Regions from separate parts of the Homo sapiens genome. Here region 2 is linked to region 1. Evidence: read pairs that join two places in POLR2A ChIA-PET (ENCODE). Cell type or tissue: GM12878. All regions are shown on one strand. Each heading gives the region's core, and the rest is flanking DNA. Links, peaks and the distances in the headings are about the cores only. Region 1 overlaps PRKCA (protein kinase C alpha). Region 2 overlaps PRKCA (protein kinase C alpha).

Region 1 (4,396 bases), core at 135-4,134:
CCTGGATGCTGGGAAGGGAGATGAGGAAGCAAAACACCTCTGCTCAAGGTGAAAGTGGCAAATGGCAGGAAGCTGCACTAGTGCCAAATGTTAACCACTTCGTTTTCAATTAAGTGCTGAAGACACGACAGCCACCGAGTTCCCTGAATTCCTGAACAAGGACATCTATGGCCCCACTTGGTCGGCCTGATGAACTGGGAAGTGCCACCATCATGTGTACATCATGGCGACAGTCCTAATGGGCAAAGAGGCCTCATCCCTGAAAACAAACTAAAACCAAAATACAACACCATGAGCACCTTGGCCACACGTTCCTGGACCCCATGTAGGGAGCTGTGATTTTGAATTCTCTGAGGCCTCTGTGGTTCTAGCTGCCTATAAAAGCCATGTTACATCAGGCGAGCCATAATCTTTTCAGCAGTGAGGCTTACTCAGCATCTCAAGAGCTGGAGATACTGCTACGTGGACAAAGAACTGACTTGTGGCCTGGGTCAGACTCCCGCTGATCTAGGCTAGCTACTGTTTAGGAGACAGGGTGTAAGCTTCCCTCCACTATGAGGGTCAGGGGTCGTTTCCAGAAAGTGGAGATAAGGTACAAGGTCTCATATCCCTTAGTACTACTCCACAATGTTCCCAAGAGCAAGGTTCTGTCTCTAGCCCCAGGGACAGTGCTTGACACAGAGTAGATGCAGCATCCACCAGTTAGAAATGTCCAGAATTACTGATTTCTGGAACCATAAAATGTATGGGAAAGAAACTGGTCCATCTTCAAGAGCAACCAGATTTGTCACACACGTGAGTTTTACACAACTGCTAGAGGAAGAAAGGGAGGTTCTCGTGGCTCTAAAATGGCCTCTCCCCTGAAGGCCTCCAACCAGCCTCATAAAGATGTTGGCTCAGACACCTTCCTCTGGGCTGTCAAAAAAGTGCAGGTGAAGGGTGGACTCCTCATGGGCCTGATGTTTAGACTTCAAAGTATTCAGAGGAGGGCCTGAGGTTCTTACTCTGGAATCAGGAAGGTGACACATCTTACAGGTGTGTCTGGCAAGTGAGTAGTCTTTAGACTGCATAAGTCAAGGCAATTTTAAGAGGCCAGAGAACCACATAAAGGGACTTGTAGGATTTGAAAAGCCTAGGACTGACGGAAGTGGAGGAGAAGGGAGGGTCTTTCCAAGGAGCACAAGCATGGGCTGAGATGCATTAATGAGCATGGTGGATGAATGGAGAGGAGTCAGAAAAGGGGGTGTCATAGGGAAGGGTGTGTGGGAAGGGACAGGGTATGAGACAGAAGCATCAACTCACACAGGAGGTCTGGGTCCTGCACTAACAAGCTTTGAACACACTCCCTTTTGCTTTTGTTTCCCCATCAACAAACACAATCTTAAACATCTCTCCCAGTTTGAATACCCTATTATTCCATTAACCCAGAGGTCACAAACTTTTTATGTAAAGGACCAGAGGGCATACATTTAGGCTTTGAGGCCCATGCAGTCTCTTTTGCAGGGACTCAACTCTGCCGTGGTAGCAAAGGAACAGCTGTGGACAACACACGAATGAATGAATGTAGTTGTGTTAATAAAAATCTATTTATAGGCACCAGATTTTGGATTTCACCAAATTTTCATGTCTCGCAAATATCCTTCTTTTTTTCAACCACTTAAAAATCCTGAAACCACTCTTTTTTTTTTTTTTGAGACAGAGCCTTACTCTGTCGCCCAGGCTGGAGTGCAGTGGCGTGATCTCGGCTCACTGCAAGCTCCGCCTCCCGGGTTCATGCCATTCTCCTGCCTCAGCCTCCAGCTGGGACTACAGGTGCCTGCCATCATGCCTGGCTAATTTTTTTTTTTTTTGTATTTTTAGTAGAGACGGGGTTTCACCGTGTTAGCCAGGATGGTCTCGATCTCCTGACCTTGCGATCTGCCTGCCTCGGCCTCCCAAAGTGCTGGGATTATAGGCGTGAGCCACCGCACCCAGCCTTGAAACCATTCTTAGCTCATAGACTGTATATACAAAAGCAGGTGGTTGGGTGTGGGTCACAGTTCACTGATCCCTTCGCTATTTAATATGGGTACTGGGGGTGATGAAGTCTATCCTTGCTGTCTTTACGACCACAGGAGACTGAATTTGTTTACTCATCAGTCAACAGGTTTCATCTTCTTGACCAGCATTTCTCAAACTTTAATGGGCTCAGGAATCACCTGGGGACCTTGTTAAAATAATATTCTGACTGGGTCAGAGGCTGGGCTGGGCTCTGAACCTCTGCATTATTAATCAGCTCCCATACTTGGAGGTGCAAGATCTAGAGCTCAAGCTGCTCGCCACTTCCTCTTTCAGGATACCCAGGGAGGTCAGAACCCTTGCGATTTACCGCTCCAGGGACAGGCAATCTTAATTCTCTGTAGGGCATGTTTTTTGGGGAAAACAACAAATAGCATTATGTTTGGTGTCACCCTTATTCTAGGTCCCTTAATTTTATTTTAGGGGGCTTTAATTTCCTCTTAGGTGCTTGAGATAGAGCCATGAAGACTTGTGCCAATGTTTAGCTGCCATGTTCATGCTAGTGCCAGTGGACATCGGCTCTGTCTTCCCTCCTTCCAGTTCCTGTAAATGAAGGGTGGCACCCTTGGTACCTGCTCATCCCCTGTGGGTACCAGGGCCTGGGGACATTTGCAAAGCTGCCTCTAACATTTAATAACAGGCTTGTGTGATATTAACTAATATTTCTTCAACCAGCAACATCCACCCACAAGGCCATCCCTGTAACTACAAGACACAGGGCTTTTATGCTGTTTCAGGAATTCATTAGACAGACAACTAGAATGCACAATCTTTTTTGGTTTCCCAACAAAATTATTTCCTCGAGACAAATTAAACTGAAAGCATGCTGCCAGCACTCTAATATAAATGCATGCACCCTCCCTTACAGACTCATGAGAAATTCTGTACAGTTGCTTTCAGAGGCTGTCTTGCTTCCTTTGGGTCTGCTCAGCTGAATGCCAGGTTAACCTCTGTTGGCAGTGATCTAATGAGTGTTTGAAAATGATTTCTACTACTAACCTGTCTCCTATATCAGTTTAAGACTTTGCTTCTAAGACAAAGCTGAAGGATAAGCCTTAAAATATCTCTTTCAACTGCTGTGCATTTTATAGATTTTTTTCCCCCTTAACATCACACAGTTAAGGAAGTAATTAAGTAAGCTATTTAGGGACAAAAAAGCAGAGAGCATATTGGGGCACATAGATTTTTTTGTTTTGTGTCTAAAAGGTCATCTGAAAGTACTCTGGTTTCCATAGTAACCGTGGCAGGGCTGATCAGATCAACAAATAGCTACAATTTATCTGAGGGTCTCTAGTGAACTGTGTTTTGTGGTTTTATTTTTCCCCCAACTGGAAGAGAGCATTCTGAACTAGATAAAGTCTTCAAAGACAGTGGAGGCTTTGGGAAAATCTAATTCTGATAAAAGAGAAAAATGCTTGCTTGCTCTTTCCACATATAACCTAGCAACAGAGTCTCATCTTTGTTGATTTAAGTACCTTAATTATAGTTTAATTGGATCATATTAATTTGTTAATTAGTAAGAAGGATAATCTCAAAATATTTCTCTTGAATAAGTAAAAACAGATACACATTTGATTTTTCAGGCAATCTGAATCCAGGGTGATACTTCCTGTAGTATCTGGACTTATAATCCTCACAAAACAGCTCATTCAAGATCACCAATTTTCTTTTGGCTTATATCTTCATATAGTTCTGAATGGTCACAAATATAAGAACTGTGAAGACACACATATTTCTCTGCATGAGACTTCAGTCATCCCAATATTACTGGGGGTCTAGTTTGGACAGAAGCCATTGTTAAGCTAGCTTGAGATTATTTTTTTGCTCCATGTGTTAACAAATTTTATTATAGAGTTAGTAGAATATGTATGTACAGATAACTATAAGCCTTAATATATGTACTAGTACACTAACAACTCTAAAGCTATAATAAAGATACAAATTAAAATTGAGCGAAGTGTTATAGACACATTTCCAAATAACAGCACTAATTTATGGGACAGAAGATGATGTTTAAGTGAAACCAAATCAATAGTGGTGGTGTTAATAGTGGGGATTTTAAATTCAAGCCCAGTTCTGAACTTAACCTATTCCTGTTTTTTTTTTTTTTTTAACTTTGCTGAGATTATAAATGTAGAAAAAGGTTTTATAGTCAGGCACTACACAATGACATTTTGGTCAACGATGGACTGCATAAATGATGGTGGTCCCATAAGATTATCATGGAGATGAAAATTTCCTATTACCCAGTGATGTCTACATCACAGACACTAACATTGCTGCACAACACATTACATGTTTGTGGTGATGCTGGTGTAAACAAAGGTACTGTACTGCC
Region 2 (4,396 bases), core at 267-4,266, 79 kb after region 1:
AAAAACAGGATCAGGTCATTGTGTGAGGTACCCTGTCTGCTATTCTGTGATGATGTGGGTCAAATTTTGAAGTCCACTCTTTGGTAGTAGGGAGCTAACATGACTGGGATTCTGCACTCATTTTTGTCATGAAGTTCAAATAGTATAACATTATTTGCAAGAGGGCTGATTTTTATGCCTCACTATAATGTCATAAGATTCCCCAGCAGCTGGTATTTGTTCATCTATTAAACACACAGAGGAGGCAGAAGGTGTAACCATGTCTTTTTCTCGACTGCCAAGTCCAAATCGGCAGGACTGTCTCTTTAGGTACCTCCGAACTTCACCCTGACTCCTCATTACTTCCAGTAGATATTTCCCAAGCAGCAACCCCTCTTACCCACGTTAAGATAAATTTTATTTTCTTTTTTTGTTTTTGAGACGGAGTTTCACTCTTGTTGCCCAGGCTGGAGTGCAATGGCACAATCTTGGCTCACTGCAACCTCTGCCTCCCAGGTTTAAGTGATTCTCCTGCCTCAGCCTCCCGAGTAGCTGGGATTACAGGCATGCGCCAACATGCCTGGCTAATTTTTTTGTATTTTTAGTAGAGACGGGGTTTCTCCATGTGGTCAGGCTGGTCTCGAACTCCTGACCTAAGGTGATCCGCCCACGTCGGCCTCCCCAAGTGCTGGGATTAGAGGTGTGAGCCACAGCGCCCAGCCAATTTTATTTATTGATGTTCAGTGATCTTTTTGGTTATAACCTCACTTTAAAAATCGAAATGTGCAGTTTATGGTAAAATAGTATTCTAGTAATTTGTTACTAATTTTCTATTGTTTAGGTCACGTGTTCTTTTAAGTAGGTAAAACCATACTTGCTGTAAAAAATTAGAAAAGGTAGTTAAGTAGAAAGAAGTATATACACATTAACATTTTGGTGGATTTCATTCAAGAAAGATGAGAGAGAAAAAAAGAGAGAGAGGCTGATAGGTAGCTTTTTAAAAAATCTAACAGTTTATGTTAAACATTTTTCCATGTCATTAAATATAAATCAGTGTCACATCTTACTGTATGATATTTCATCATACATTCACACTATGATGGATTTAATCAACCCCCAATTCCTAAACATTCAGGTGATTTTGTTTTTCACTGTTATGAATAACACTACCATGAGCATCTATAAGCACACACTGTGCAAGTGTCTTATCAGTTCCCAAGGATAAAAGCCAGAAGTGGAAATCTTGAGCCAAAGAGGTGAACATAAAATATTAAAAGCAAAAGCTATCCACCGAGAGGCAGAGGTCTGTTTTTGATCAAGCTGCTTGTGGTTGTGCTGGACGCTTGCTGAGCCTGCTGGAATAAGCTTGCCAGTAACCAGTTTTACATCTTAGCTAAAAAGTGATATGTTAATCCTTGGTTTTTCTCCGTTTTTGTTAGGCTTGGGCATTTGGCCGTGCATGAGTTAGGTACCCCCATCAACCCCATCTGCTCAGTGACTGCTCAAAGCCTCCACAAATTGATAGCTGAGGTTTTCTTCTCTTCGATTGTAGCAAGCCATTCTCTCCTCAAAGATGCACTTGATCTCTAATTGATACCCCTTCATTCCTTTTCTAAAACCAGGAATTGGGAAACTATGAAGGTTCAATTTTTTGGGGGGGGATACTGAATTTCCAACCATGCGTTAGTTAAGGATGGCTGGTAGGAAGCCGTAAAACAGGAGAACCTGCCAGAAGAAACACTCACACACTCACACGTAGTTCTAGACTGCTATTGGCCTCTTTGGCACTTAGTTTTAGTTGATCCACTGGATTCGGTTTTATAGCTGTGACTGGGTAAAAGACACTTACACCTTGGTCTTCACTCGTGAAAAGCACCATCACAAGTATAGCTGCATTGTCTGTTAGCACCTGCCCTTCCACGTCTCACTTTGCACTTCTCAGCATCTCTGCATTTGTTTGTGTGCTGGTGGTCACAGAGCATGCAAAAGTATCATATGCATGTATTCCTTCCTCCCTCTCTCCCTCCTTTTCTTTAAACAACAGAAGGCAACACTAATGCACTTTCCCTTGTGGCGTTAAATGTGTCCTAAGCAATGCCTCCCAGAACTCAACCTGAAGAATAATGACCAAAATAGTACTCATTGATACATTCCCCCCAACCCCCACGCCCCAGGACAGCATCAGAGACTTCCAATCCTACATCTTAACCCACTGGCATGGTTTGCTTAGCTGTTAAAAAATTTTGAAGTTTGCCTTTAGGATGGCAGAAACCTACTGTGCACATTTGAAATTCACCTTTCTGGGTTGTTTTTTAAAGCAAAACAAATACCTAATGAAAATATCTCTGCAAATATGCTAATATTTCTACATGTAGCAGACAGTTGTGTTAAAATAAAGGCAGAAATTCAGCACTGTTTGCCACAACAAATGTCTAGTCTTTAGAGCTTAATTCTCTGCTCTGCAGAGGGAGGTTATGACATGGTGGCTGGAATAAAGGGGAGAGGGAGGGATGTGGCATTTAAGTGCATTTCTGTGGATACTTCTAGTGAGAATGCTCTTTTTGAGACTAGAGAAATACTGTAACTGCTAATGTTCCAAATTATTGTTTCTCCTATTAGCCACTTTAAACTTAGAATAACTCAACATTTAAAAGAAAAAATGGCAGGGCGCGATGGCTCATGCCTGTAATCCCAGAATTTTGGGAGGCCCAGACAGGTGGATTACTTGAATCCAGGAGTTTGAGACCAGCCTGGCCAACATGGCAAAAACCCTGTCTCTACCAAAAATACAAAAACTAGGCTGGGCGTGATGGCTCACGCCTGTAATCCCAGCACTTTGGGAGGCCAAGGCAGGCGGATCACGAGGTCAGCAGATCGAGACCAGCCTGGCTAACATGGTGAAACCCCGTCTCCACTAAAAATACAAAAAAAAAAAAAAATTAGCCGGGCTTGGTGGTGGGTGCCTGTAGTCCCAGCTACTCGGGAGGCTGAGGCAGGAGAATGGCATGAACCCAGGAGGCGGAGGTTGCAGTGAGTCAAGACTGCGCCACTACACTCCAGCCTGGGTGGCAGAGTGAGACTCTGTCTCAAAAAAAAAAAAAAAAATACAAAAACTAGCTGGGCATGGTGGTGTGCACCTATGGTCCCAGCTACTTGGGAGGCTGAGGTGGGAAGATTGCTTGAGCCTGGGAGGCAGAGGTTCCAGTTAGCCAAGATCATGCCACTGCTGGATGACAGAGTGAGACTCTGTCTCAAAAAAAAAAAAGAAAAGAAAAAGAGGAAGACAAAAGAAAAAAGGAAATATAACCAAACCAAATGGTAGCCTTTGGGCTCTTGCAACCAACTTAAAGGTAGCCCCAGCCCCACCATGCTTCACCTGTACGCAGAGAGTTCGGAAACATATTTCTAGTTTACCTGTTTATCCATCTTTCCTAAAAGGATGCTGCTGGGGGCAGAGTGGTGGTGGTGGGGAATGAGGCCACATAAATGTGCAGAGTCCACCTTAACTTTCAATGAGGTTTCATTATTTCCTTTTATCTTGTGATACGACCATGGAGAGTCAAAGGAGAGTCTCCAGTTTAAAGATGAAGAGACGGAGGTTCAGGAAAGTAAATGATTGAATTTGAAGCCATGGATAGTTAAGTGGTAAAATCGGGACCTCAACCCATGCCTCTAACTCAATTAACGGGCCTGACCCTGTGCTAGACGCTGAACCAATGGCACATCCTAGTAACATATTGGGCAATAAGGCTTCTTCTGGTATGAGGATAAATAGTGATACATAGGATAGATACCTAAACTTTTTTTCTCCAAGTAGCTCAAATAGACAGAGAACAGAAGGCTATTTTCCCCTGAGGACAGGAAAAAGGGTAAAATGTAAAGCAGCAGCCTATCATGATATGAAAATAAGTGATAATGCTATCTTCTATCTTCATTATCTCTAGATTTCTATTCCTACTACTGCGAATGTGTCCAAGCTGGAGTAGAAAGACAGATACCTTTTAATTCCACTAGAGGGGAATAGAATGACATCAAGAGATACAAGTCAATAGAGTTTTAAAGTTTGTCACCAGCAGAGTAGAGAGGAACCCTGTTGTCATTGCACTTCTGATGAATTTGTGTTTTACAGTGTTCATATCCCTCTCCTTTAAGAAGTCTACTCCAAAGATGTTAAATCAGGCTGAAATTTTTACTCAGTTTCTATGCTACATGCAATTCAAACATTCTGTTCTGGAAAGTGATTTTTCTATCATTCTTTGTTAAGCACACAACATTTGACAGCCAAACCAATGTAATATCATAAAGAACTTAATTGGTATCCGTAAGAGGAAACGTTCTGTACAAACAGAAGTTTCCACAGCAAAGTAGTTCGTGATATAAAACACCATGGGAGACTTTCTTGTGATCTATAGAAAGA

Evidence for each region. Peaks named below come from ENCODE experiments on the same cell type or tissue, not always from the same donor. Only the 100,000 strongest peaks of a DNase experiment are listed, where the experiment ranks them.
Region 2: POLR2A ChIA-PET joins it to region 1 with 7 read pairs; 2 of 35 experiments call an interaction of 5 or more read pairs at or near these places.

The regions. Positions count from the first base shown.
Region 1 is chr17:66,703,934-66,708,329 of GRCh38, reverse strand. All of the region lies in intron 8 of PRKCA (protein kinase C alpha), which reads right to left. Among named protein-coding and RNA genes, the nearest start is that of MIR634, 81 kb to the left of the region's middle. In GM12878, for the core only: no CTCF peak of the experiment used is centred there; a DNase peak (open chromatin) is centred at 2,129.
Region 2 is chr17:66,625,051-66,629,446 of GRCh38, reverse strand. The region is part of intron 3 of PRKCA (protein kinase C alpha); the gene reads right to left. Among named protein-coding and RNA genes, the nearest start is that of MIR634, 160 kb to the left of the region's middle. In GM12878, for the core only: no CTCF peak of the experiment used is centred there; no DNase peak of the experiment used is centred there.